Regions from separate parts of the Homo sapiens genome. Here all the other regions are linked to region 1. The links are chromatin loops, found by intact Hi-C in ENCODE. Cell type or tissue: endothelial cell of umbilical vein. All regions are shown on one strand. Each heading gives the region's core, and the rest is flanking DNA. Links, peaks and the distances in the headings are about the cores only. Region 1 overlaps ADD3 (adducin 3). Region 2 overlaps DUSP5 (dual specificity phosphatase 5). Region 3 overlaps ADD3-AS1 (ADD3 antisense RNA 1). Region 4 overlaps ADD3 (adducin 3).

The links. Peaks named below come from ENCODE experiments on the same cell type or tissue, not always from the same donor. Only the 100,000 strongest peaks of a DNase experiment are listed, where the experiment ranks them.
Region 2: it touches region 1 in a loop (7-fold over the local background); 4 of 110 quality-filtered maps call a loop at or near these places.
Region 3: a loop joins it to region 1, with 5 times the contacts of the local background. A loop is called at or near these places in 8 of 110 quality-filtered maps.
Region 4: it touches region 1 in a loop (4-fold over the local background); 4 of 110 quality-filtered maps call a loop at or near these places.

The regions. Positions count from the first base shown.
Region 1 is chr10:110,078,554-110,086,099 of GRCh38, reverse strand. All of the region lies in intron 1 of ADD3 (adducin 3), which reads right to left. Among named protein-coding and RNA genes, the nearest start is that of ADD3-AS1, 74 kb to the right of the region's middle. In endothelial cell of umbilical vein, for the core only: no CTCF peak of the experiment used is centred there; a DNase peak (open chromatin) is centred at 3,959; H3K27ac peaks cover 2,243 bases.
Region 2 is chr10:110,500,094-110,507,639 of GRCh38, reverse strand. DUSP5 (dual specificity phosphatase 5) reads right to left here. Exons shown (of 4, transcript NM_004419.4): 2 at 4,771-4,919; 3 at 486-705. Among named protein-coding and RNA genes, the nearest start is that of DUSP5, 6.0 kb to the right of the region's middle. RefSeq lists enhancers at 3,161-3,310, 3,361-3,590. In endothelial cell of umbilical vein, for the core only: no CTCF peak of the experiment used is centred there; DNase peaks (open chromatin) are centred at 1,989, 3,159, 3,519 and 4,559; H3K27ac peaks cover 4,559 bases.
Region 3 is chr10:109,963,582-109,971,127 of GRCh38, reverse strand. The region is part of intron 2 of ADD3-AS1 (ADD3 antisense RNA 1); the gene reads left to right. Among named protein-coding and RNA genes, the nearest start is that of ADD3, 41 kb to the left of the region's middle. In endothelial cell of umbilical vein, for the core only: no CTCF peak of the experiment used is centred there; DNase peaks (open chromatin) are centred at 3,717 and 5,467; H3K27ac peaks cover 2,931 bases.
Region 4 is chr10:110,133,873-110,141,418 of GRCh38, reverse strand. It overlaps ADD3 (adducin 3), which reads right to left. Exons shown (of 15, transcript NM_016824.5): 15 at 5,854-7,546. It also overlaps the pseudogene SNRPGP12. Among named protein-coding and RNA genes, the nearest start is that of MXI1, 70 kb to the left of the region's middle. In endothelial cell of umbilical vein, for the core only: CTCF peaks have their summits at 3,022 (motif pointing left) and 4,187 (motif pointing left); DNase peaks (open chromatin) are centred at 2,938 and 4,168.

The sequences.
Region 1 (7,546 bases), core at 1,369-6,368:
AGTTTCGCTCTTTGTCACCCAGGCTGGAGTGCGATGGCATGATCTCGGCTTACTGCAACTTCCGCCTCCCAGGTTCAAGCGATTCTCGTGCTTCAGCCGTCCAAGTAGCTGGGATTACAGGCTTGTACCACCACGCCCAGCTAATTTTGTATTTTTAGTAGAGAAGGGGTTTCTCCATGTTGGTCAGGCTGGACTCGAACTCCCGACCTCAGGTGATCTGCCTGCCTCGGCCTCCCAAAGTGCTGGGATTACAGGCGTGAGCCACCATGCCCGGCCCAAGTCTGTTTCTTAATCATTAAATTCTGAGCCACTCCACTCACTCTCAAGCAGCCTAATTCACTTTCTTGTTTCTCTATCAGGTAACTTCAAATACTTTTACAATTGAAGGTCTATGCCTGAACCCTAGGGCCCACGTCTCAGTCTTAGACCCTTCTATCATTTGCCACTGTTCCCTGAGGTCACCTGATAGCTCACATCTTTGCATATGGCAGTAGATCTCCGATGCCATGCAGATCTCCCTGGTACTGATTGGATCTGGACTTCTACCAATTACCACCCTTTGCCAAAAATTCCCTGTCCCTAAACTCTGCCTATGTGCTACAGTTTGACACCTACTGAATCTCACTCATATTGACTGTTCACATACCTGGACTCATTCCTATTGCCCATTTCTGGGAATCTGCTCCTGACTGTTTACCTGGATTCCAGTCAGTAAAATCCCCTGGGTATTCACCAAATTAAATCTTCAACAAAGTGTAATCTAAACTATAATTATGAACTTTAGAAAAAGTTCTCTAGATCCTGGTCTCCAGATTATATATGCCCCATTATTTCATTTTGAACTGTGTTGGACATTAACTGCCATGCAAGCTTGTGGGTGCATTTAAAGAGGTCTAGGCTCTTTCCTGATAAAACAGGATTTAGCTTTGAAAAGTAGGCCTAGTTGATATGAACAAGAATTCTAAAAATGTATGTATACATTGATATTTTATGACACCAAACTAATTCATATCAAAAAATGGGGGGGAATTAAAATTATTTCTAACATGAAGAAACTGGAAATAATGAGAAGATAAAGAGACAACAACCCAAGTCTCCAGTCCACTGCTGGAAACTGAACTCTCAATAAAAAGTGAGAAAATCTGGAAAAAGACCTGAGAAGTCTAATATCAAATTCAGGAAAAAGAGAAAACATTAAACTAATTAACTATTTAATTTATGGAGGAAAGTTTATCAAAAACAACAGAAATGCAGACTTTAAAACAACAAAGAATAACTTTCATACGTTTGTTAGGATTGTAGAGAAACAACATTGCTTTGTAAATATAAATAAGAACTCTTCCAACAAGAGGAGTTGTTTTCCCTGATATTACCTAATGAGAGCCAAAAGAGGAATACTATCCTTAGAATTTAAAGATGTTAGAGCTTAAAAGGATGTAAGATATTATCAAATCTTATTCTACCTCATTTCTCATATGGAGAAAGGTAGAACAGATCCTGAGAGAGAGAGTGACGTGTCCCAAGTCCCTCAATTTATCTTACCCAATACTTTTCACTTTATCTACATTAGAATGAGATACATAAGACTGTAGACCATATGATCTGTTCATATAAGAAAAATTTAAAACATGAACTGCACTTAGAAATTTATTTAACTAAAGATTTTGGTAAGCACAATTTTAAGCACATTTCAGGTGCTACTGTACATTAAATAAACTGTTAACTTTTATCTCTAAAAAGCCAGGTAATGCCTCATGTTACAATTTCTTGATTTTAAAGGGTTTCTAGGTATGTGCTCATGATTAATATACAAAACATTTTGTTGGTGTTATTTCCATAAGAATCTAAAACAATTTTTACTATTTTAAAATAATGAGAGTGCTTTTCTTTCAAGCTTTCATGGTAATTCACCAGGAAGAGTAAACTTCATGACTCAGCTTTTTGTGCCCACTCACACATGCCTAAAAGGTCCACTGAAATTGCTTGCTATATTTTAAATTCCAGCTTGAAGTAGGACTCTTGTTTTTCTGAGGCTCACAAAGACTAGACTCACAGCTTAGTTCTATAGTGTCTATTTAGCTGTACTTAAAGCCTACATCAAGTACTTTATTGTCAAATAAAAAGCTATCTATGAGGAGCTTAGTAACTTAAGTAGCTCTCCAGAGTTTGGTAAATATTTTGTGTCTACTTTTGATCTCTATTGTCTAGGAAAGGTTCTGTCAAGTTGTAAAGTGCTAGAAAGTGTTATTTTAAACCTTTAAAAGGTAGTAAGAGTACTACAACCCTGGGATCCTTGGTTGCAACAAAGAAGCACAAAGCCAACTACTATAGTTTTCCAAAAACACCATTTCCTCAGTCCCTGCCCCAAGGAAATAAAAAAGCATCCAGGAAGTCCCATCTTTAAAAAATACTTAGCTATCAGCCTGGGGCTTCTAAAATTCAGGCCCTGAAAAAACGATAGGAAAGACTTCAAAGTCCATCCCTATTAATTAGGTTTAGAGGGAAATGACTCTTCCTAAAAAAAAGCCATCCCCGATTGTTGCTTTGCTCACCATACTTCTTCTTCTATTTTCTTTTTTTTTTTGAGACGGAGTCTTGCTCTGTCACCCAGGCTGGAGTGCAGTGGCGCGATCTCGGCTCACTGCAAGCCCCGCCTCCCAGGTTCACTCCATTCTCCTGCCTCAGCCTCCCGAGTAGCTGGGACTAGAGGCGCCAGCCACTATGCCCGGCTAATTTTTTGTATTTTTAGTAGAGACGGGGTTTCACCGTGTTAGCCAGGATGCTCACCATATCTCATACATTTGGACTGTTTTCCCCTCTCATCTCCATCCGTCCATCCAATATTTGTCCATACTTTGAATTCTTATTCAAAAGCCAACCCCTTCCATGGTGACTTTCCTAAGTTCCTCCATCTTAGCTCTCCCCGCAACCTTAGTGTTCAAATCACTTTGTCATAGTCTGTATTGCCTTTTAATTATCTGAGTATGTCTGTTGGCTCCAAGTAACTGGGTCAACATTTTTTCCTTTCTTTACTGTCCACTTAGAGTTACTCAATAAGGGTTTATTAACTCACTGAGGTGAGTAAGGCTCTTGACTCATAATACCCCCATTCTCTACTTGTCTTAGAATAAACCAGGACAGGGATTCTAGAGCAAACTCTGAAAACTGGGCTATTCGTGGTTTGATAAGACTGGCCAAGTATCCAAGATGGTTGAGGTAATGAATATTGTGACCTGAATATGAAATGTCTTAAGCTGACTGAAAAGTAATTACACAAAAAAAGTGTGAAGATATGAGAAGAGCATTATCGGTATCTGGAAATACTTAAAATAAGTAAATACATACATAAAAAGAGCAATTTCTAAAAATCTATATTTACCGCCATGTTTTGAGACCACGTACAAATAATGATACAAAAATGTTATCTTCAAACACCAAAGAAACTACTGATCCAATCAATCAGCAAATGCTAATTCAGGTGTTAGAAAAAGGTTATAAAGACTATTTAAGGCACAGCTCTGATTCCTGCCCTTAAGGACTTTCCAGTTTATTAATAATTGTGGAGAGAAGTAAACCGAATAAGCTATCTCGTAAGACAGTTTAATGTTTTACAGAACTTGAATTCATGGCTTCCAAAACTCAAAATAGGTCTTTAAATGGACATTTTTCATACCCAAAAGGTATGTTTAAAATAATTCATTCTCATCTAAGGACAGGAAGTGTGTAGAGTAAGCTAAGCCTGCAAAAGGTCATAACCACTATTAAAGCATTTTTTTTCTGATCTTTTTAACTGTCATGACTTTTATGCCCAACAGTTACTGATGGTCAAATGTATTCTGAAGCTCAGCCAAAGTTTTTTTTTAGAGTGATACTCAAAACAAAGCAAATATTGGCTTAGTCATGACACTTGTTGTTCTAAAACGTTAATAGCCTATTGTTCACTGTGGTTGTCTCAGCAAGATAATACATTGAAAAACAGCATTTCCTGATAGGAAGTGAATTCCCACTGTGTGTCACAGGACCCTAGCCAAATGCTGGGCTCCAAAGCAGAAACAGCAGTGCCTTCTGGGACTGCGTAACAGACCAGGGTAATGAGACTTCCCCTTCTCTCGTTTAAAATGTCTGTTTCAGCTCAAACTACAATCTATTTGACTGATTTTGCCACCATAGGACTGTTTTCCTAAAATGGCTTCAAATGCTTCAAAGTTTGTTCAACATCCTGTAGACAGCAGCATCCTGTATATTTCTAACTATGAAGAATTTCCTTAGTTATACATGCCACAATGGATGGGGTAATTTGACAAAGAAGCCATCAGGATGTATCTTCAAAACAGAGGGTGACCATTTTCAAGCGTGGTTTCATATAAGCAATTGTTAAAAAATCATAATAGGTGAAGCACAATAATTCCAACAGTTTTTTATACATCAGATACGTTTTAGTAGACAAAAATTTAGCCTCAATTAATTAGTCCAAGCACCACAGCATTACTTAGAGTTCAATTAGTGAGAAACTGGTGTCACCAGCAGAGCCTCATACAGAAGAGTGTGCCTCCAAAGTAACTGACACTGTACTAAGACATTAAGACCTTCTTTTTAAACACTGAAAACATACTTTTCATCTATTTTCACAGATTCGAATTTAAATATATATATATTTTTTGCCAAGTTCCAATCACCAGTGGATATTAGAAAGCTCCAACAACGCAAGGAACAGGAGCAGTTGTCATTTTAGAGGATTCTAAGCAAGACTGTCTCAGTTACCTAGGTACTCCTAGCATTTAACTCAGTGCTTGGCTGCTAGAAGGTCTTCGATACATTTTGCTAAGTGGAATTGTATGTCAAAAAATGCGTATGAAAATTAACAAGGAACACTAATAATTATCTAGCATTATTTGAATAATAATAATATCTCAGATTATAGAAAAGTATATTCAAGGTATATTAAGCCTTCTGCAAAGAAACTAAGGTAACCACCACACAAACATACAAACTCTCTCTCCTACCTTATTGGCCAAGAAAATGTCTTTTATCTTCCAGTTGTAATTACACAAATCAATTGAAGTCCTTACATCATTTTATCTTTAGAACAGCTGTCATTTGATTGAATTATGAAACTAAAACTGTGAAACAGGTAATGCTACCCAATGCTAAATATCCTATGTGTGATACAGCAAAAATACTGCTTTTGTTACTTTATAACTTTGCCATGTAACTTTGTAACTTTGCTGGCAGGATATAGTTCACCTCTAAAGCAGCTTCCTCAGCATCAAATCTGAAAACTTTAATTATGTTAAGTAATGTCAGTTTTAGCATTTAACGAAACAAGGAGATGGATTAAAGGGCTAGAATGTGCAAACAGTTTAAACAAGAAACCTGAAGCCAAGTTTCAAAGCCCTAGGATTACTTCTGAATGGTCGGACTCACTGAAAAATTATAAGGATCCATTTTAAAAACAAACATAACTTCACAATCTTCCTCCTCAAATATTCAAGCTTGATAAAAAGGATTTGCTTTTAATTCTGGAATGGGTTTTATACTTTTGAAATTGACTTTTGAGAAAAGGATAGTTTATGTAAAATATAGAATGATATTCAACTTTCCTTTTTTACATTCTTAAACTTTAAAATAGCTTAGGCCACATGGAAGGTCAAATAAATTACAGACCACACAATATATACAATAGATGTTTTTAATTTAAATATGAGAAACTTCATATAATTTGGGTTATCCAGTTTAAATCAATATTCCAACAAAAATACTACATAAATATTGAAGTTGGGTGGGACATTAAAACTCATCTATTTCAATCTCTTATTTTATAGATGGTAAAACTGAGGATTCAAGGAGGTCAGGTGACCCACCCCAATACCACACCCAAGTTACCCGACTTTGAACCCAATGTTCTTTCACTGCTCTGAGGAGAAATGACTTCCTCCTGGGGCAGTTCTTACCCACCCCGACCCATGAATGCCTGGGATAGTGCGGCCTAGTTTTGGAGCCCTAGTCTGATACATAGAAGTTGGTAAGGGAATTTTCTATTTCCACACAGCACTATTATACCTTCCCTATAGTACCCCAGTTCTGGGTTCTATCCCAAAACGGAGGTAGGAGAAGACTGATAGCATAAGTACGTCTGATGGAGAGGGGATGGGAACTAACTTGGAAATGATCCAAATATCCATCAAAGGAGGAATAACTGAGTTACAGTACATCCATCCACACAATAAAGTACTATAAAGCCATTAAAAAGAATGAAGTAGGCTGGGTGCAGTGGCTCACGCCTGCAATCCCAGCACTTTGGGAGGCTGAGGCAGGTGGATCACTTGAGGTCAGGAGTTTGAGACCAGCCCGGCCAACATGGTGAAACCCCATCTCTACTAAAAATACAAAAATTAGCCGAGCTGTTATCCCAGCTACTCGGGAGGCTAAGGCAGGAGAATCGCTTGAACCTGGAAGGCAGAGGTTGCAGTGAGCCAAGATCGCGCCACTATACTCCAACCTAGGTGACAGAGTAAGACTCTGTCTCAAAAAAAAAAGGAAAAGAGTAGATACATAATGGTATAATTTTATATGTATTAAAAAGATGTTCAGGTAGATCACACACACACACACACACACACACACACACACACACACACTCTCTCTCTCTCTCTCTCTCTCTCTCTCTCTCTCATCATTTTTTTGAAAAATAAATTCCCTTCTGGGGAGTGGGGCTGAGGGATTAGGGTGGGAAAAACATTTTGTCACATGCCCTTTTATATTATTTCATCTTTTTACCATATGCATTTTTTAGTAAAATTACCTTTTAAAAGTACGTTAAAGCAGAGAAAGGAAATTCCACGGAGCTCTGGGAGACAACTCTGGTGATGAAGATAAAGAAAGGGTTTATCAATGGTAATCTGACACTCTATATCTAATGTACATGACACATTATATCTAGTTCTCTAGAAAAGCCTTCTCAATGCTTTTCATGTCATGGTATGTCTATTAGTTCTCACTAATAGGGTATGCATAAATAAGACAAAGCTTGTATAGCAGACTGGAGTAAAAAGGAGGAGACTGAGGGGCAGATTCACAGGGCTTGGTAAAAAATATTCCATTTTCTTTATATTATGTATTTAGGAAAAGATAAGAGTATTAATGGAGATATTAACTATGATTTTCTATTAAAGTTCCAAATAAAAATCTATTTAAAAATCTTCTAATTTCAATATTTAACAGCAAATTCGTTGGCAAGCTTTGCTCCAGCATAACTGTAAAAGTCGAAGTTTAACTGTATTCCTCCAGAGTTCAAAGGGACAGTACATTGTAACCAATATTTTTTGAAATGAAACATAACAGAAAATAGCATTTTCTGTGTTGTAAGAGAGATTTATTTCAGAGATGTAAAGTGGTTCGTGTGTGTCATGATTGGGTCATGATGCAAAATATACTGAAAAAAGTTTGAAAGCCACTTTTACCCAAGGCTACACAACTAATAGCTGTACACTGAGTAGCCAATGTCCACGAGTAGCCAGGTCCACGAAAACACTTGTGGCAGGAGGTT
Region 2 (7,546 bases), core at 1,036-6,035, 420 kb before region 1:
CTGAAAATGCAAAACAAATTGCCCCAAGCCGTTCACCAAGAGTATGGAAAGCTGCTGGGGGCCCTTGGGGCTCAGTGCGTAAGTAGTGCTCTCTGAATCCTTCTGTTTGCTTTTAAAAATAAACCCAACCTACGTAGAAGCACAGTTAGGGAGGTTCTTCCCCCTGCTTTCCTTGTGTGGAGCATTACGCAGGGATACACTCAGCTCCTGCCCAGCTAGAAACAATAACAAGATCGACAGTGAGTACTGCCATAAAATTATATTAATTCATTTATCTTGCAAATTAAAGCTCCTATTCATAGCAACTTAAATCCTCCCTTCCACCTTTTTGGTAGCTGCATCCCATGTTGGCTCCAACTCTCAGCAGCGGCATATACAAGACACTTTTCTTTCAGTGAAGGTAGCTTCCATCAGGGCATCAAAAGTCAAGAACACATGCCCCAAAGGGGCTCCCAAAATAACTGAAGGGGAATGGCTAAACCTACCAATGAAGTCTATTGCTTCTTGAAAGTGGGAGCTAATGTCAGCCGTGTGGCTGTCTTCCACAGGGATCCATTTGTAGTGTAGGTGGGTCGCGCAGGCCTCGGAGGTCCGTCGGGAGACATTCAGCAGGGCTGTGATGTGCAGGTTGGCGAGGAACTCGCACTTGGATGCATGGTAGGCACTTCCAAGGTAGAGGAAGGGAAGGATTTCAACTGGGCCACCCTGGATGCAGGGACAAAGGACAATCAGGAAATATTGGATTAGCTTGTTCATTTGAGAGAGGAAAAAACAACTCCGACCTATTTGTTTCTTAAGATGGGTGGTTCCCTTTCTGGTTTCCAAGTGGAGTTCAGAGCCAGGGCAGTTCAACCAAGTGTGGTTGTATCTCCATCCTGGCCAACTCTCTACCTTATGTGACTGCCTTGTGACTCAATGACAGCAAAATCCACACAGCAAAGAGTTCACTTTTTTGCACATATCCAGGAGGCAGGATATGCCGACAGCCTTCCTGCGCTGACAAGGATGAGAAGCCATGTGGTAATATGGGAAAAATTGACAGGCCTGTGTTGAAGTTACAGCTGCCCTGAGAGTACCAGGGCAATCTCCTATGCCTTGGGACAGTCTTGCTTTCTTTACAGATAAAATGGACCAGGACTCAACATGGTGTGTGTCCTCCTTTACAGCCTTGACATTTTACATAGTGTATTTTTTTTTTCCTTTTTGGAAAGACAGAGTCTTGCTCCGTCACCCAGGCTGCAGTGCAGCGGCACAATCATAGCTCACTGTAATCTTGAATTCCTACGCTGAAGAGATCCTACCGTCTCAGTCTCCCGAGTAGCTGGGCCTACAGGCATGTACCACCATGCCTGGCTAATTTTATAATTTTTTTGGTAGAGATGAGTTCTTGCTATGTTGCCCAGAATGGTCTTCAACTCCTGGCCTCAAGCGATCTTCCTACCTCAGCCTCCTGAAGTGCTGGGATTATAGGCATGAGCTACCAAGCCTAGCCTATATGGTGTATTTCATCAAACCTAAGACACTGTTGATCCTAAGATGCACCCAGGTTTTAGAGATGTTAAAATGCACCTCCACCTCCACAAAAAAGTATGCTTTTTAGAAATGAAAATAACCACTACCTACTCAGAATCTTTAGATAAAAAATGTTGTCAGGCCACAAGCAGAGGGGCTTCCCCGCCTCTGACCTTCTTCACACGGGGGTTTGTTGAAGGTGCTGGTGAGACCCGCTTACAGAGCCATCCTTTTGGGAGGCTACCCACACCCCAGATTTCTAGTCAAGGGGGAACCAGAGACCATCCACCTTGAGGCAAAACTAAAATGAACCGCTGGTTAGACTCTGGCAGTCACAGCATTTACAGGGCTCTGAAGGTGGCAGAAAAGCTAGTGATGGTTGGAAAAATGGGAGCCCTTAGAGACTGAGAGGGAAACAAGGGGCTGGGTGACAGTGGCTGTGTCTTTGGGAGCCTTTCCCATGCCAACCATCTGCTTCCTGTGTTTCCATTTCCTGCCCTGGAATAAGAACGGAATGGAAACTCTCAGCCAGATCCCTAACAGGGAAGGGTGCGTGGGACAGGGGCCAGCCACAGGCAATTCTCAATTTACCCCACACCCGGAGTTAGCTTTTTGTTTCCTGAGAAGTCAAGTGTTTAAGCAAAGGCCAGTTCAGTCACTTGAAAGAAAATTACACAAGATTTTACATACGGTAATAACAACTGGTATTTTTATCAGCATCTACTATGGCTGGCCTCTGGGGGCTTAACCCTTTAGATGTGCCTACATCATACCAATTTCACAAAATCTGTGAGGTAGGTAACATTATTCCCATTTTACGGATGGGCAACTTGAGGCTCAGATGCATTTAATAACTTGTCCAAGTCAGAGCTAGTCAGTGGTAGAGCTGGGCTGAAACCCAAAACTGATTGCGTAGCATGAGATGCAAGGCCTTGTCTGACTCCATTTCAATAGTGATCAATATGAGAAAGTAAGTATTTCAGGTAAAGACAGGAAGGAAAAAATTCCCTCTTTCCTCTCTTCCTCTAGAGATAAAATGTCCATCTGCATCACCTCCTCGAAACCTCCCAAACTTCCATGCGTACAGAGCAGCCTTCCTGGTGGCAAAGTGGTGCAGTGGTTAACAACCTGGGCTTGGGCGTCAGACAGCGGAGCTCTTGGTTAAGTTCCAGAGCTCCATGCTTACTACCTGATGTGATCTTGGATAGCTTCTTTAATCTATGACCCTTTGTCTCTAAACTGGGGATAATACCTATCCTCTCTGGATAATTGGTAAGGTGTAAATGGGATAATGAATGCATTAAAACCTGGCACGTCACATAGCTGCCACTGTCATAGAGATTGAAGAATGAACAGAACATGGCTTCTCTCCATGGGGAAGACACAGGTTTTTAGGCAATCCAAGCAGGTCTAGTCCTGACCTGAGTTGGACCCACTCCCTGGGCACAGCATCCCCACCAGCTAGAAACCAGGAAAACAGCAGAGGTGGTACAAAGTTCTTTGGAAAGGAGTCAGAGTTCCAAGTCCAGATTCACGTGGCCACTGATGACTTATGGGTCCCCACCAATGGACACTAACAGGCTCGCCCTTTAAGGAGCAGGCTGGATGGTTGACTCAAGATCTCTTCCTCTCCTGAGTGCCTGGAAATTGCTGATACACCAGACCTGGGATCCTATCCAGTTTCTTTTGGAGCTCAGCCCAACACACCCCTGAAACTACATTTCTTTCCCTTTTTGAACTTCTGTTTAGACCAAGAGGAAGAAGCCAAAGGCCTTCAGAAACCCCAAAAGTTAACACAACCTCATCTGGCTGCTCTAAATGCAGAAGCATTTCTAAGAAGTAGCATTAGGGGGTTCCCCAGATGAATCTTGAAGACACATCAGGGCTTTCTCACCCCTCACTTGGCCAAAGATGTGCCGTGCTTTCGCAACATTCTGCCAATTCTTATTTCTCTTTCACTTTCTGAGAAATGGGGGGAAAACACAACCCAAACAAACAAACAAAAGTAGAAATCTAGCTAGGCCAGATGTCCACAGCTTGAAAGCCACAGGCTCGTCATATACTGTAAGGATGTTTATTAAAGGAAAACAAACAAAATCCTAACCCTGGCATCTGGACAAGCTAATAGGATTCCTGACCAAGGAGCCCGTTCAAGAAAAGGTCATCTGGCTTTACTTTGAAGTTTATCCCCAGGGACAGGGTTTTGTTCATGGCAGGGAGCTGGCATTTTAGCATCTAGCAATCTTTCTTCTTATGATTTGGGTATGTTCTTGGTTTATGTGAAAAGTTTGAAAGGTTACTCCCACCAGGTCAGGTGTCTAGATTAGAGGCCATGTGGAAAACAGAACAAGGTCCTGAAATAATCACAACAGAGAGCTGAGAGAAAGGGGTTCTGAGCCTGATGCTGCCTTGAACCAGCTGTAGGACTCTGCAAAATCAATCATCTCACTTGTCACAGAACACTTCTTTTCCCTTCCGTAAAATGGTTAGGTTTTGATCTCTGGCTTCTGCCAGATTTGGATTCTCACCTGCTTTTTCATCTTCCTGGATGGTGCTACGTAACCCCCTTCCACTTTATTTTTCCCTTTAATGAGTTATCACAAAGCACTCATTTTTAGAAGAAAAACAAAAACTCACTAGTTTACAGAAACATGAAGCCCTCTAGTATCTTTTGATTTCCTCTGGTTTCAGTTATCTGTGGAATTGTAAGCATAAGAACCCCTTAGAGGAGCCTACTTAGCCACCCAAACAGGACTTTCTCTGTAGCACCCCCACCAACACCAGTTTCAGTTAAACATACCAATAAGACACACCTTGACAGGTACCGGGATGGTTTGCAGAAACTGCAGAGCATGGACAATTACAAAGAAAAGCAACACAGGAAGCCTGAAAGTCAACTCTGAAATGTCTTCAGGGAAACCTAGACCAGTATTTCAAAGCTTCTCTGAACCTCCGAAGCCAGATGACAATAATGTATCTTTCACTTCCCCTTTTCCCCAGAAGCTGCCAAGCATCCTGTGGCTGGTTTGCTCTTGTCAGCTCGTTTGCTGGAAGGAAGCCCATTTACTCTTGGATGGAAGCTCAAGCTGGCAAGCAACAGAAGCTCCCTAAAGCCAGGGGATTTTGCCAACACCCTGATCCACAAAAGAACTAACCATCATTGCTGAGTGGGGAGAGAACAGTCAGGTGCTGAGGAAGGAAGGGAGACAGGAGCCCAGAATACCACTCAGGATACCTCTTCCCCATCACATCACGTACCTGGTCATAAGCTGGCCTGTAGCTGACATTTACCACTGGTTTTCCACACTGGCTGATGAGGGCTCTCTCACTCTCAATCTTCTCTTGTGAAATGGGTTTTACATCCACGCAACACTCAGGATATTCCGAGTAGAAAGTCTCATATCCCCCTACAAAAACAAACAAAAAGGTGAGACAGATGGTAAGCATCAATTTCTCACGCTGTCAAAAATACCCATAGTTAATCAATACTCTGAGTGTTACACAGTTAAGAAAAAAAATAAGCCAGTACAGATTCTGGTCATTAAAAATTGAGCAAAACCAGCAAACAGATTTAGAATAGAAAGGGGCTGTACACACATACAAACCTCTAAAAAGAACTCTTTCAGAGGCAATGATTAACTTTTTGTGTCTATCAGAAGCAGATTAAACTGTGAAAGAAAGTGTCTAGCATCTGGCAAATACTAACCAAATCCCTCCAGAAAACAAAGGCTATTTTCTCTCTTGTTTATCTAAAAGGAAGGTGTGATTACCCAAAATTTCATTAATTGGCGAGAAGACAGGCTCCTGAAGTGGCTTCTTCCCCAGCCCATCTGCTCTAAGCAGGATTCTAGCTGGAACCTCCTCCATTTATAAGGAAATGGGGGCTGATACGAGGTTTCATTTCGACTCAGGGCAGTAAAACAGCCTCACTGCTTCTCACTCCCAAGGTGCTAAGAAGAACACTGCTGACAATCCTTTCTAGGTCCAATTTGGAGTCATCAATCCAGTTAATTACCTTCTAAATCAACTGAAAGAATAAAGACTTCTGAATTTAATTCTCAGCCCTCATGAGCAAAAACTGTCTCTGTCCCCTTCATGACCACCCTATCTTCTTATCCCCACTTTTCTTACTTCTCTCCTACTCCTCCTGCACCCCCCCCCCAATCAATAAGTCAACTTACGGCATGTGTGACTCTCAGAATCCTTAATATTACATTTACACCTCTCCAAATGGATATAAGGTAAAAACGACCCTCTGAGCAAGTCACGGAAACTTGCAAATATAAGTAAGCCTTCTTGGGCCCATTTCAGTGGGGAAGAACCGAATGAAAAGGTGGCCTTGGAACCCTCAGAATGCCAAGGGCTGCCAGGTGCAACAGGCCAGCCTTGCTTGGGAAACTCCTTTGCTGGTAACCCAGAGAGCAACCTGAGACATTTCCTAGGGCCTCCAGAAAGCCCACTTGTCTTTTTCTGGCCCAGAGAATTCACTTGGAGTCAAATCCATTAAACATGCATTCTGAGACCATGAATTTTCCAAAGAACCCCCTTTTTCTTTTCTGACTTTGGGTGTTGTGATGCTGGCTTTTTTAAAGCCCTGCAGTAGACAAATGGTTAATGGATTACAAGGCAGTCTCCAACTCCCTCCCAGAAGCTGCAGCCAATTCCTAGAATGAGTCATCTTGCCATTACCGCTTCCTCTCAGCTCACTGGAACTGCCCCGCCCCCACTTAGTACACCCAGATCTCCCCTGTGGTCACCTCACAAGCAGCCCATTGCGCCTGCCCATGAGCTCCTGGTCCTCCTCAATGACCATGCTCCCCACGACAACGGGAGGCCACGGCAGAGGTGCAAGATGGTGCTATAGGCAGCTTAGCTTCCCATGCTCTGCCATAGCCCCTGGGCCCCTTCCCTTCCAGCAGTCAAGAGAGAATGAGGCAGGCTCACAATGACCCACAGCTTCCTTGGAAGAGGCATCCCTAGTCAGTAAACCACCTGATCACTTCCCGTGCCTGGACCTCGACATTATGGGTTCCAGGAGACAAACAAGGATTTGGATGGGAATTTGGAGTTCAGAATGACCTGGGCCCTCCCAAACTTCAGGACGAAGGTTGGGGAAATAGGAATCTTCAGGCTACCCCATCTTTTGGCTTTAAATATATTACTTCAGAGTTGGCTATCAGGAGGACAGATAAGAGGTTCGGGTGTGGGCTGGATCCTGCATGCTGTTGACAAAATTTAGTTGAGGGACAGATAAACAGGGTCCTGCCTCTTCAAGCTGGGATTCAGAGGAATCCTCCAGATTAAATGGTCTCAGTCTTTCACCCACTCCCATCAGAGGTGTGGAGAGACAGAACATTCCTCGCTGGTGCCTCACTCGAGTGGCAAAAGCCATGGCAATTCTTAGAGCTACTTCTTTTGGAGTGAGTCTGCTTTCAATCACCACCACATCACCAGGGAACAGAGAGAGCACAGATACTATATATAAATAAGCACTGACCACGCAATTCAGTCATCACCATTTCATTTTAGTGGTTGTTTGGGAGACAGGGGATTATGGAAAGTGTCAAAAGGCATTGCCCCCACCAAGATCTGAGATGCCACCAGATTAAAACCTGAACTCCTATCTGCACATGAATTACGTAAAGAAATAAAAATTTTCTCTGGCAACAATTTAAAGTTTAGTAGTGTTATAAGGGTAGGCATGAAGCAATTTCTACTGAAACTTAAAATGCATGTAATTCTTGACCTGGCAATTCTCATGATTTACTGAAAGGCACTGCACACGCAAGAGCACATGGAGAAGGACATCTACCGCATTGCTTGGAGCAGTGAGGCGGGACGCAACCTAATGGTCATTACAGGAGACCGGTTCAATGTGAAACAGACATGTATGATCAGATATGGACAAGTCTCCAAGATCTAGATAGATACAAGAGGCAGGACAGGGACTATACAAAATCAATCTATTTCTAAGATACTTATGAAAAACTATCTAAAGGTAAACAAAAAATAGTTGACGACTGTCTCTGGGGAG
Region 3 (7,546 bases), core at 791-5,790, 110 kb after region 1:
TGGCAAATGTACCATGGTAATATTAAGATGCTAACATTAAAAAAAAAATCTTGGTGAAAGGTATATGCTAACTCTCTGGGCTAGCTATGCAAATTTTCTGTAGCTGTAAAATTATTCCAAAATTTAAAAGTTTATTAAAAATTCTTACACATTCATAAAGTGTGATTCTCCAAGAACCCCTACCAACAAGAGAAACTATTTAGTGAAAGATACCCTACTTGGCACAATGTCAAGTGCCTTATACATTTGTTCACAACAACATTATGAAGTAGGTATGTATGGTTTTTTTTTTGAGATGGTGTCTCGCTCTTTGCCCAGGCTGGAGTGCAACCTCCGCCTTCCAGGTTCAAGCGATTCTCCTGCCTCAGCCTCCTGAGTAGCTGGGATTACAGGCATGCGCCACCACGCCCGGCTAATTTTTGTATGTTTAGTAGAGATGGGGTTTCACCATGTTGGCCAGGCTGGTCTCAAACTCCTGACCTCAAGTGATTCGCCCGTCTCAGCCTCCCAAAGTGCTGGGATTACAGACGTGAGCCACTGTGCCCGGCCGGTAAGGTTATTATCTTCAATTTGCAGATAAGGAAACTATAGCTCACAGTGATAAAGTGCCCAAAGACACACAGATACTAATTCATCAATGGAGTTAGGATGTGACAAGGTCTGTCTAACCCCAAAGCCTGGGCTCTCAGCAGCTCCACAGCTACACTGTCTTGCCTCTCCTAGCTTGAGTTTCGCTGTAAGAAAGAGTCATCACTTATGCAGATTGGCCCTCATCTTTTATCTGAATTGGTGAAACACGTGAACCCAATTATTTGCACTGTACCTTTAAGTAAACCGGAGCATTATTTTGAAATAACAAAGTTTAATAGAAGGTCAAATCCCTCACATTTCTGCTTTGTTAAACTGGGCCTCAGTTCTCCAGAAGGAGGGGGCAGGGAGAGACATCTCTTCCAAGGAACTTGGAACGCTCTCAGAGCTAAGCAACTGGCCCTTTCCCCTTGGCTTCTGTCTTATTTTGCCCATCATGTGTTGGGATGCTGAGCCTGATGCCCAGGATTCTCCCAGAACTTTCCAGTTGGGCTTTGGCCGTAGATGGCTTACTCAGAAATGGAAAAAGGTAGCATGCTACAGCACAGTGCGTGGTTCAGGGTCAAGACAGCCAGTTCTTTATGCAGAAAGAGAACTGGATCCCTTAACTGAAGAGGTCCTGGAATGCTCTCTATCCCGAAGTATCACTCCTGCTGGTCCAGCAAGGCAACTGTGATCACCTAATTTGTGTTAAATGCAGTACACCATTTGTCACGGGCACACAGTCTGTTCACAGCTCCTCAAAGTTTTGCTCAGATAAACCCTCGGCACATTCCATGTGTCTCTGCAGCCCAGCTGGGGTTTGGCTCAGTTTAACCCATCATTCATTCATTTGTGAAGGGACAAAAATTATTACCCAGCAGGGTTCCCACCCTTTCCACCCTGCTGTTGACAGCCAAAGAGGATTGTGTATTTGTGAATTGTTTCTGCCCTCTGAGGATTCTGTCTTCTAGACCAATGGTTCTTTGGGCTTTCTTGGGATAGAATCAGAGAGGAAGTGGGGAGAGGAGGAAGACGTGAACGAACTAGCGAGAAAGAGTCTTTGGAGAAGATTGGTGGGCGGCTGTTTACGTGAGAGAAGCACAAGAACAGCCGCAGGATATGAGTGGAGTCCTTGAGAAAGAAGTGGGGCTTAAAGAAATATCCCTCTTGCCAGTATAATCCCTTCACCGTGTTCAGAAAATGCAGATAAAGGAACAGAAAGATCTTTTTGCTTGCCAGACAGTATTTCTTTGACTAAGAACGCCTGCCTGCTCTGAGACTGGAGCACACAGTGCAGAGCTTCAACAAGGATGCACGTGTTCAGCACCAACCGCCTCCTCTCCTCGCCAGCCGCTGTGCCACCCCTGCTGCCAGCTCTGATCTCTGCCCATAACACTCCCCTGAGCTCTGTGGCTGAATCTTCACTGATTTTCCAACTGCCAAAGTCAATGAGCACTTCCAGTCCTTATCTAATGTCACCTCTCTGCAGCTCTTTTCTGTTGCCAGCTATCTTAGCCGCGCCCCACATACTGATAATCCTTCAAGTTCAAGGTTCCAGGTGCTTTCTATTCATTATTTATTCACTTCTCACAACTTCAGGAAGGAGATTTTATTTCTCACCCCACCTTCAGTTTTGCTAAATGAGGAAAATGGCTCAGAGAAACCAGCAACTTATCTAAATTCTTGGAACTAGAAAATAACAGAACTAGAACTTAAGCTCAAACCCATTTGAGTCCGAAACCCTTTTACTATTATTATTAAATAAATAATTATTATGTATTATATATGATATGATATTATATTACAAAAATATCATTTAAAAATTATTATTATTCTTCATTGGTATTATGTCCCTGGCTTTAGCTTTTAGATTTCATGGACTAGAAAAAAAATGTAAAAACATTTTTGGGGCTCCGGTATGGGGCCGCCAAATATGCGTGTATGTGTGTGATTTTGTGGGGTGTTTATGTGTGTGTGTGTGCAGTCTTTAAGGCATTTTAAGAATACCCAACTATAATATATCATCACCATCATTTAATTTTATAAAATTCCCCAAATGTACTGATATAGAAGTAGCTCCACAATACATTGTTAAGGAAGATGCTACCTGCTTAATTAGAAATGAGTTCTACAGATTTATCTCCTTTAATAAGCATTTTTTGAAGAAAAAGAAATCAGTAGCTGTTTTGGGATGGGAAGGAGGCTTCGCACATAGTCAAGGTAGCAAGTTTTTGAACATTCTAAATTTTGTGCAAGGGGTATCAGGTATTAACCATTCAAAAAATAAACACATAAATTGGAAATAAATCTCTAAAAGAAAAGCTATTTTAGGACCTCAAGAAAGATATGGCTAAAATAATCACAAAATCATTTGAGTGAATTAACTTTATCCTTGTTTTTCCCATTTTGACATGTCTTGGTGGGAAGCTGGTCAGGGTCTGACTGTTGTCTGCAGGCTGACCCCGGGTTAGGCCAGGTTCTCACTATCTGCCCCCTAGGAATGTATGAAGGTGGTGTCCTAAAGCATTCCTGTGCCCATAAACAGAGGCATCTCTTTTTGTGGTCCCTTCTAGGTGCCCAGAACTCTAAACAAGTTTCCCAGTATTAGAGTATAAATAGAAGAGTTGGGCCTGGCTGGAGTCAGTGGCCTGGATTTGAGGAGTTCTCATTCTGATCCAAGTTCTTGAGTTTGGCTGTACTTCAGAATCACCTGGGTAGTTTGTTTAAATAGCATCTTCCTAGAGACTGTGTCAAACTCTGCATTTTGAACAAGTGTCCCACAGACCAGTCTGAGAAACCTGAATAGCTCAGACTGTATATCCTGTTAGACTGAGGATGATGACTAAGTTTTAATACTAATCCTAGAATTTCCTGGAGAAAAAGAGGCCCTCGGATCAGTGACAGTCAAAAGTCAAACAGACCATTTCCCCTCCCCCGCCACACCAGAGGTCAAACAGGATGGGTCTCAGATGGAGTCCGCTGATGCAAACAGGATCTGGAGAGAAATAGCAGTTTTTCCTTTTCACTCTGAACCTCACTCTGACCAGTGCCGGAAACAGTCCTGATTAGAGGATAATTGATTTGGACTCCGCTAGCAGAGCAGCCAGGCACCTTCCCGCACTGAGCAGGCTGTGCGGTATCATCTGACTCTTTACTGCATTAAAAACAATGTGATATGACATATGCTGGTCTCCTAACAACATTTGCAAACGCAGTAAGATTATAGAGTCAATGCCTGTGCCAACTATGCTTTAGAGAAACAGCAGCACATTTCTACCCAGCCCCCAACAACAGCAAACAAACTGGAGGCATTTTAGTTGCATAAATACGAACTGGTCACACAGGATTTGGGGTCTTTTGCTGGCCAGGAAATGATCATGTATTACTTTCAAAGCTGAATCAGTGATTCCAGTTTAAACAAGGATTCTAAACAGTTTGCTTTTTTGCTTTTCTCCATAGCACACATCATAGAGTGACTGTAATTCAAATTTATCAGGGATTGAAAAGACAAACCAAATAAACAAAAAACCCATCATACCAGAAGGCTGAGAGGAAATGAATTGAGTCAGAGAAGAATTCCAGCAGGGACTTTTTGGTCAGTGTGCTAGACTCCTTTCTTTCACGGAGTTGTTTCCTCTTTTTGCCCCAGTCTAAGTCAAGACCCCACTGAACTGCAAATGGGCCCCCAACCAGCAAAGTAATAACTGCTACTCTGAAGCATCTCTTAGATGTACATCATAAACTCTACTCTCTGAATTTACTGTTTCCCAAAATGAGGTAAACACAATCCAGTTATCTGGAGAAGTGAGAATACCAAAGGTGCTATACACATATTATCTGTTACTTTATAGGAAAGCACAGATATTCTGTCATAAAATATTCAGATGTGTAAAACACTTATTTATGCTTTATCTCCAAATGGCTTAATTCTGCTTCTTTTCCATTTCATTGTGTTTTATGTAGACCTAAAATAGGGATCTTTTATACTTTAAAAAAAACCCTAAATATTCTGTTAGATCCTACTTTGGTTCTTTCTATGAGATAAAAATAAATGCACCTTTGACAACTTTTATTTAAACCTTTGTACTATGAAAAATTTTAAGCATCATATATGAAAGTACAGGAAATAGTATAATGCTCTCCAAGCTCAAAATTGTCCATTTTTGGCCAATCCCCAGCCTCCATTCCCAGATTATTTTTAAGAAAATGCACAACATCGCATCACTTCATCTGTAAATGTTCAATAGATAAAGATTCTTTTAAAGGTTGGGCGCGGTGGCTCAAACCTGTAATCCCAGCGCTTTGGGAGGCTGAGGCGGGTGGATCACTTGAGGCCAGGAGTTTCAGATCAGCCTGGCTAACATGGCGAAACCCCTTCTCTACTAGAAATACAAAAAATTAGCTGGGCATGGTGGTGCACGCATGTAATCCTAACCACTTGGGAGGCTGATGCAGAAGAATCTCTTGAACCTGGGAGGGGGAGGTTGCAGTGAGCCGAGATCGTGCCACTGCACTCCAGCCTGGGCAACAGAGCAAGACTCCATCTCAAAAAAAATTATTTAAAAAATATATACACAACACTATTCTTATACTAAAAAAATTAACATTACTTCTTTAATATCAACAAGTGTCCAGTCATCTACTGATTTTTAGGCAGAAACCTTATAGAAAAGCATGTTGATGAAAATCTAACGATTCCTGAATTGCTACAGGAACCGTGTGATCTCTCCCCCACAACCCCCTCCAAGGCAGGGATGCTTAAGAATCAGATGCACAAAAGTTCTTTCAAGGACTTGAGACTGAACTCACGTGTCGAAACCTCCCCGGCTGCGGAGACCGGGTTGGACTCTCCAGCACTGTTGACTTTGGTCTGGATGTTTATCCATTCATTTTTCAGACCTCCAGTCGCTTGTTTATTTTGGCCATCCCTTTCCAGCCTGAGACTTCCCACACCCTGCCATCTGGCACCCTCTATGGTTTCATTCCCACAGCCTCAGCTCCGAGCAGAAGCCTCAGCGGAAACAGATCCAGCAAAAGGTCCCGAGCGCTGGGTCTATGCTTCCGTGCCCAAGTCATCCTGCAGAAGAGAAGGGGCAAAAGGAACTTTTGGAGGGGATCCTCAAGGTTCATTACCAAGAGAGTACAACTCTCTTTATTGCCAATCGATAGATAGTCAATAAATATCTTAGTTCCTTGGTGAATGTTATCTTGCTGTGATAAGCTTGGAAATGAGGTGCAATGACAGATATCAATTGTCAGAACTATCCCTGCTGTTTCCCTTAAAAAAGAATCATGTAGGGCAGGGCGCAGTGGCTCATGCCTGTAATCCCAGCACTTTGGGAGGCTGAGGCAGGTAGATCACGAGGTCAAGAGATTGAGACTATCCTGGACAACATGGTGAAACCCCATCTCTACTAAAAATACAAAAATTAGCCGGGCATGGTGGCGGGTGCCTGTAGTCCCAGCTGCTCCGGAGGCTGAGGCAGGAGAATCACTTGAACCCGGGAGGTGAAGGTTGCAGTGAGCCGGGATCGCACCACTGCACTCCAGCCTGGCGACAGAGTGAGACTCCGTCTCAAAAAAAAAAAAAAAAAAGAATCATGTCACCGAATATTCAACTTGTGTCCCAAGACCTGTCAATTGCTCTAGCCACAAGAGCAAATATTTAAGCTATGAGGACTATAAGTTAATTTAGATTAACAGAGCATTTTGATTGTAAACAAGGTTTTGCATTAATCCCATGCAAACTGAAGCAGCTAGGTAAGTCTACCTACCACATCCTAAAAAGGCCTTCCACTTTCTTGCTGTCCTGGGAATCTTCCCTGACTCGTCACACTTAGCAGTCCTTGAAGGCCTACTAAACACTCAGGCCAAAGAGCTCCACCTCTAAGTTCCATCAGAACGATACCATCTCCACTACCACCACAACAACGTCTACCATTTCCTGAGTACTTACCATGTGCTGGGCACCTTGTCACTCCCTTAACGTATTACCTACTTTTTTTTTTTTAATTTTTGGAGACAGGGTCTCACTCTGTTGCCCAGGCTGGAGTGCAGTGGTGTGATTTCGGCTCACTGCAGCCTCGAACTCCTGGGCTCAAGCGATCCTCCCACATCCATCTCCCAAGTAGCTGGGAATACACGTGCATCCCACCATGCCTGGCTAATTTTTGTATTTTTTTTTCGTTGAGATGGGGTTTCGCCATGTTGCCCAGGCTGGTTCCGAACTCCTGAGCTCAAGGGATCCACCTGCCTCAGCTTCCCAAAGTCCTGGAATTATAGGCATGAACCACCGCACCCAGCTGTGTATTACCTACTTTAATCTTTACCACAGTTCCGGGAGGAAAGCGCTACTAGCATCATTATTTTATAAATGAGGAGAATAAGGAGAGATTAGGTAAACACCCAAGGTGGTAAGGACAGTAAATGACAGTGCTGGGCTATGTGGCTTAGAGTGTCTCCCCTCAATCTTGAAGCTACATTGCCTTAAAAAAAACATATTCGACCTTGCATTGTCAATGACATATTTATGTACATGTTTTTGGACCCTCTCCTTGACATGGTAGACATAAGGTATCTAGCCTAGTGTCTGGCAGTAACTGCTTGGTGCTTGATAAATGTTAGCCATTATTGTTGTTGTTGTTGATACCAGTAATTATTTGTGATGTGGCCCAGGACAGTCTCACCTCCGCAATGCTGTTGCAGATGTAGAAGCATAAGAATGTGGCCTTACTGTTGCCAGATTTGGCAAATAAAAATATGGGATGCAATACTTGAGACGTACTTATACTAATACGTTTTTTGCTGTTTATCTGAAATTCAAAGTTAACTGGGCATCCTGTATTTTATCTGGCAACCATCGTCGAGAATCTTAATAGCAATCAAGGGAGATGAGCACAGCACTATGGAGCAAGAACAGTGTTCCCTGCTAAGCCATATGGTGCTGATTAGCAGTGTTGCAGGATTTCTGAGAAGG
Region 4 (7,546 bases), core at 1,313-6,312, 55 kb before region 1:
CTCTCATAAAACTAGGAGCTCATCTACTCTGAAGTCAAAGTCTAGCAAGCCAGTTGCCACTGAATCCAACCTCTACAGCATTACTCAACAGGAAAGGGGTGAGTTATAGCACGCAACAACTACTTCCTCCCTAGCTCCTGCTTAGTGAAAATCTTCAGAAGCTATTGCTTTTGGAAAAAAAAAAAAAAACAATTAGTTTAGATCTTGACTGTCTATGAAAGAAAATGGTCTTCAAGGAAGGACAGAACACAGCCAGAAAACCATTGAGAAGAGTCTAGCAGAACTGTAGCTCCAGGTCCAGGCTGGGGACTGTCACTATATTTGTTTTATAAACCCAGAAAAGATAAGTCAGGAGTACCAGAGGGAAATCCAAAAGAGCCTGCCCTTTTTTTGAGATGGAGTCTCGCTCTGTTGCCAGGCTGGAGTGCAGTGGCACAGTCTCGGCTCACTGCAACCTCTGCCTCCCAGGTTCAAGCGATTCTCCTGCCTCAGCCTCCCGAGTAGCTGGGACTACAGGCGTGCACCACCATGCCCAGCTAATTTTTGTATCTTTAGTAGAGAGGGGGTTTCACCATGCTGGCCAGGATGGTCTCAATTCCCTGACTTCGTGATCCGCCCGCCTCGGCCTCCCAATGTGCTGGGATTACTTGGGCCCGGCTGAGTCTGCCTCTTAAGGCCTGCATTTTGCTGGGTGCAGTGGCTCATGCCTGTAATTCCAGCACTTTGGGAGGCCAAAGCAGGTGGATCAACTGCCAGGAGTTCCAGACCAGCCTGGCCAATACGGTGAAAACTTGTCTCTACTAAAAATACAAAAAATTAACTGGGCGTGGTGGTGGGCAACTGTAATCCCAGCTACTTGGGAGACAGGCGGGAGAATTGCTTGAACCTGGGAAGCGGAGGTTGCAGTGAGCCGAGATCATGCCACTGCACTCCAGCCTGGGCGCGACAGAGTGAGACTGTCTCAAAGAAAAAAATAATAATAAAGCCTGCATTTTATAACTGTACTACTTCCTAATTTCCATCCCTATCTGCTAGGATATGTTATATTGCTTTGGGAAATCCAAGTTTTTCTCAAAAATTTCAAGTCTAAATATCAATCTGAAGGGACACTGTTTGGTCTAAGAAGTCCAATTAACACTCTGCAATGGTCTTTCTATAGGGCTGACATATTTACCAGCTTTTTGAGTGCGAGTCTAATATAGACAATGAGGAAAATCTTGCCTATAAGTCCTTTCATCTGGTGCTGCAAGTTTGTACTACATATTGATTCTGCCATTTCATAAACACTTTTTAAAAAATCCTAGAGTTTCTTAGAAATCTAATATTCTTCAATACACGTTCAAATTAGATGAATAAAACCAATGCTATTAAAGCATGTTGTTCAGCAAGGAACGAGTATTTTGCCTCGTGACAGCAGTCATATAGCACTGGAGAGGTTTTCTTACCATCAGAAGCAAGGTCAGGACCGACTCTGGAGAATGACAAAACCGTTTGTGTAAAAATAAAATCTAGAAACAAAAAGGCAACTTAGTAACTTTCACGGGACGGGCATGGTGGCTCACGCCTGTAATCCCAGCACTTTGGGAGACTGAAGCGGGTGGATCACCTGAGGTCAGGAGTTCAAGACCAGCCTGGACAACATGGTGAAACTCTATTTCTACTAAAAATACAAAAATTAGCCAGGTGTGGTGGTGGGCACCTGTAATCCCAGCTACTTGGGAGGCTGAGGCAGGAGAATCGCTTGAACCCAGGAGGCGGAGGTTGTAGTGAGCCAAGATCGCACCACTGCATTCCAGCTTGGGCACAGAGTGAGACTCCATCTCAAAACAACAAGAACAACAAAAACCCCCTTCACCACAGCTTCAGTATAAAGACTTACCCAACCAGAAATTATATAGGCCTTAAAAATAATTGTGGGCCAGGCCTACTTCGGGAGCGTGAAGGAGGGTGAAAATTGTGTCATGGCAGCTCTGAGTCCATGGAGTCAACACCATGAGCAAGGATCTCTTTCCTGAGTTGGAAAAATGAATAGACAAGAATTATTGCTGGATTTAACTGGTGACAGACATGTCTAAGGAATATTGCAGGGATTTGATCCCTTTATGAATCTTTTGATTGATGGATGTGTGGAGATTGCAACTAGTGGGTAACAGAATGATATTCCTCATGGTGATATGAGGAAATTGTATCATGTTAGAAGCCTTGGGATGAGTATAAATCAAGGCTGTTTTGCAGAGAAATCCATGACCTCTCCCCGAAGGGCCTATTTTACTATGACGTAAAAATTGGATCATGTATATTTTCATACTAAACTTTTTGTTAAATAAAAAGGAATTGTGGACTGGATATATATCCATCTATTTTTCTGCTAGATAAAAAAAGCTTTTTTTTTTTTTTTTTTTGGTACAGAATATCAAAATGTGCCCGTTTGTCACTTGAAGTGTAAATGGCATTTAAAATATTAGAGGTTCCAACAGTAAAGAAATCAGCAACTTGAGACAATACTGTAAAGACTCATGGAGCATCTAAAAACTTGAAACTTTAGGAAACAACTATGGATAAATAATAATTAGGCTTGGTCTTGCAATGTGTTTCTCTAAACTGTTCCCGTAATAAAGTTCTAAACATCACAATTTGCAGTAAACTTTAGAAAATGTATCTATTATCTATTTTATCCATTCGTAGGTTATGCCCTGATGGGTTTCCAAGGAAAACTGTGGTATGACAAGCATGAAATGAAGACTTGAAGACCTTTTCTTGAATCCGGGCTTAGCGCCCCCATGAAGTGTATGACATTAGGTAAGCACCAGCTCTCAGAAGGATAATTCTTACAAAGTCAGAACAAGATAACCAGGCTATAAGGAACAAATAAAATAATCTGGTATCTATAAACTTTCCTCAACCTTAGACTGCACCTAGCAATGCATAATCAAAATAGAGTTCTAAATCAAGCCCAAAAATACTTCGAAGGAGTTCCCTCAATGAACTAAAACTAAATTTAGATCCACTATTGCCCCCTAATGGTCAGCTCTTAGAAATGAAACCCCTTTGAAAGTAAGAGTATGCAAATTCAGGGTTTTTTTCTATCAAGTTTCCCCAAAAGGCTTCTACATTGTTTTTCTCCAAGACAGACCATCTTCAATTACACTCATTTAAATAAAATTGTAGATACAGTGTATTTCTGATCTTTAAAATGACTTCTGTAACTAGATTAAGCTACCTTTTCTGGTTTTAAAAACATTTTCCTTAGAATGTTTCTTCTGTTTCCAATAATGGAAATCAAGAAGAAAAGAAAAAGAAAAAGGGCTTCTTCTCAAGTCTCTGCTGCATCTTAAGCAAAAGTATGATAACTTGTCTTCCAGGTGTCATGGTGTAAGATTTAGGAGCTGGTTCTTTATCCTAAAGGTTGCTATCACCACAGGTCATTCCTGCTTCTCAGGTATCCACCAATTTCTTCATTCTTGAGGTGATTTGTTAGGGAAAAAAGTCTTCCAAATCAAAAGTCAATGTTTGATCCCAAATCTACTTATATCAAAATACAAGTTCACCGTGGCTTGACTTACAGTCCAAACTAAGATAACTGCCTCTTCCTAAAAACCATGGAAATGTACTGCAGCCACACAGGGTCTGGCACACAGATGGCATGAGTAATTATAGAAGTCTGAATCTCTATGGGTGGAATCCTACCACCTACTTTTCATCTTCTACAAGCCTTAGTTTCATTATCTACAAAATGGGAATAATATCATCTACTTTGTTGGGATACTGGGAAGGCCAAATGAAGTCATATATGAAAAGCATTTAGCCTAACGTTTGGTACACAGAAGGCATCAACAAAAAATATTATCGGTTAGCTCCTTAGTAAAAAAGAAAAAAAAAAGTCAATTATTGAAGAAGGCATTGTCTTGTCACTCACAGGTATGAAAACTCTGAGGTGTCATATCCTATCACAGCCTCTGAGAGCACACCACAACTTTCTATGTGTTCTCCACTGTGGGTGATATCTGTAATGAGACCTGCTAAGGAAACAAAGTCGAGAACGATCTACTGAGGAGAATAAACAACAAAGGAAATGCCTTCTCTTTCAAGTTCTGGGTATTTCACAACAAACATGGTGCCTACAGACTAAATAGGGAAGTTCAGTGCAAGGAATGGAAACATTGGATTGTTAGATCTATTACTCCCTCTAGTGGCCACAAACAAGACTGTTTTTATCAAAATCCCAGTTTGGCCAAGATTGCAACTTGGATATGTGTATGTATCAACCTTGAGTTTGAAAAGAAATAACCAGTCTGTATTTTCTGCCTATGTGGGGGGGAAAAAGGGGCCTGATGTTAAGAGAAGCCAGTGCTGTCACAAATTTTATCAGTTTGGTTTTTATTCCCTGAATGAAAATACTAATCAATGAAGAAAAGGCACATGCGAACTTTTCTACTATATTGACTCTCAAGTGAGAACTGAAGATAATCGCCTTTGTTGCTTTATGAAAGGGAATTTTGAAATGAGCATCTTTCTAAAATAGCAATTTTTTACCACAGGGTGATTTACAAGCCAAGGTAATAATTAAATATGCCCAAGACTATGACTATTTTTCTCTGACCAAACCCTTCATTTTTATAATGGGTAATTATAGTAAAAACTTCAATTAACCAGAGCCCTCAATTAACATGTTATCCTCCTCTTGTACTGTATTTTTAGGGCAAAGTAGAAAAATAATCACAAGAAGTTATTCATATGACAGATTTAGTTTGAAAATCTAGATGTGTTATCTAAGTAGGAAAAAAAACCCTGAAAAATTACATTCACACCATAATATATAAAAAACACCTACATATAAATGATATATATATAAATATATATAACTAGATAATAGCTGGAAGGGAATATAATTTTTTTAAATGTGAATATGGACCAGACATGGTGGCTCACGTCTATAATCCTTATGATTTGAAAGGCTGAGGCAAGAGCATCACTTGAATCCAGGATAACACGGTGAGATCCTGTCTCAACAAAAAACAAAGAAACAAAATAGCTGGGTGTGGTGGTGCATGCCTGTAGTCCAAGCTACTTGGGAGGCTAAGGAAGGAAGATCACTTGAGCCCAGGAGTTTGAGGCTGCATTGAGCTATGATCACACCACTGCACTCCAGCCTGGGCGACCATGTCAAAAAGGAAAAAAGGCTGGGCACAGTGGCTTACACCTGTAATCCCAGCACTTTGGGAGGCCGAGGTGGGTGGACTGTTTGAAGTCAGGAGTTCAGGACCAGCCTGACCAACATGGCAAAACTCTGTCTCTACTAAAAATACAAAAATTAGTTGGGCATGGTGCCGCATGCCTGTAATCCCAGTTACTCAACAGGCTGACGCATGAGAATCACTTGAACGTGGGAGGCGGAGGTTGCAGTGAACCAAGTTTGTGCCACTGCACTCCAGACTGGGCAAGAGTGAGACTCCGTTTCAAAAAAAAAAAAAAAAAAGTGAATGTGATAAAATTGTGAACTACTTTCTACTCTTTCTGCTGTTTTTCTATTACATTGTTATTTGTACAACAAATACATTAAAAATCAGAGAGGTACATATCCTGCAACATCTATTCTACATTGATAGAGGCTGCCATACCCATTATCAAGAGACAAAACAGGTCTCTCAGGGAATATCTCCTCTAACATAAGCTGAAAAAAGACAGGTTTTGTATATATATATAATTTTCAACTAATTTGAAAATATATTTATCAGGACATTCTTTATTCAGAAGCATCAATAACTTACCAAGTTTCACTGAAGTATAAAACTCAACAGACCATGAATAGGCTAAGTAACCACCTGTGAATGGAAACCTCATGATACAAGTCCGTATATTTAAAATACTGTTTATTTGTGATTTAACATTAATTAGCATTACATCTAAGAGCAATATCAGATAACATTTATACATTTTTCCACAGGACACAGAGGTTCATTGGCTCATTCTTTATGCCAAAGCAAGTAAATAGAGGCATTAGCAAAAGGTGCAATAGTTCACTGTTATGTTTAAAAAATATTTATGCACATTGCATTCATTTAGATATATATATTTTTAAAAAGTTATGGAAAAGCATAGTTCACAGGTTACTATTTCTACATACATTGTAATACAACATAAATGATGTAGAACATTAAAAAAATCTTCCAATAGAGAGTTAAGCAACTGAAAGTTTCCACCAAGAGATTAAAACACTGATTCCAGTAGTTAGTGAGATCTAGAATGACATTTCCAGGCTCTGGCTCAACTCTGCATTATCATATGCACACAAACAGAGCCAGCTCCAAAACACACTGTAATCAATGTAATTTTTTGCATGCCAACTCACCCTTAAGAAACACTTTGAGTTATTTTTACCCACGATCATTCTGGATCATTGATTTTGCATCGAACTGTGACATCACTTGGGTGAAAGGGGAAACGCCTATATTAAGCCTAGGTTTAAATTTGTATTTACATTAAAAAGAAAGGTCACTGAAAAGATTTTTTTAAATCTGTAAAAATCAAGAAGTGGTAGTTTTCTTACTGGTGGGATTAGACCTGCTGATTTCTTCTAGTGCTGCCCTCTAAAGATACAAAAAATTAGAAAGATTTGACCCTTTTAAAACTCAAATATCAACCAAGAAAGACATTGCTTTTGGCAGAGAAGCAGAATTTTAGAAATTTGGGACATGTTTCCAACAAATCACACTTTGTATCCTATCGTGAATATGAGTCACCATCAAACTAGAATTCTTCTTTTCACATCCCATCTTTTGTCCCCTTAATTTTTCACTTTCCCTTTCATTCTTTTTCATTTGGCTACCTTATGAGACTTTTCTTTACTCATTAGCAATACTAAGAGAAAAATACAGTTTAAGATTCAAATATGAATCTAGATGTACCTTTACATGCTCTAATCCTGTTTTAACACCAAGTCCCTGGATTCTGGAGTTATATTTAAGTATACTCAGTACCAAGCAGCCTTAAGTATGCTCTACTGTGAAAAGATTGGCTAATATGCTTAGGACACTTTTATACTGAACGGTATACAAACATCAACATACAAAATTTTTTTTTTTTTTTTTGCCAGAGTTAAACTAAATAACCCATGTTATGTGTACAAAATCCCCTTTGTTGAAAAATAAGGGGCTTTCTAAACTAATAAAAAAGGAAGTTTTCAAAAATTATAGTTTATTAAAACAACTTTTTTGGCAAACAAAGTTACTTCAGGTGAGGAAATTTTATACTGTGAATAAAATTCCAAATGAATCTTTTCTTAAAACTTTTTAAAAAATTATGTGCCAGTGTATACTAATGCTATAGATTCTTGTCTTAGAAGTTTTTAAAGCATTCTGTTAATGCCCACTGAAACAATGGGACTCCAAAAATATAGTCAATAATCATGATAAAAAATTATAATATGATTATCAAGTGAAGCAGGTATTGAGAAATAAAAATTCTCACTTGCTCACTGGCAATTTCTTTCTAACAGATATTATGGAGAAGGCCTGAAGTAATTCAGACAGATAGCTGTTTATGGTGA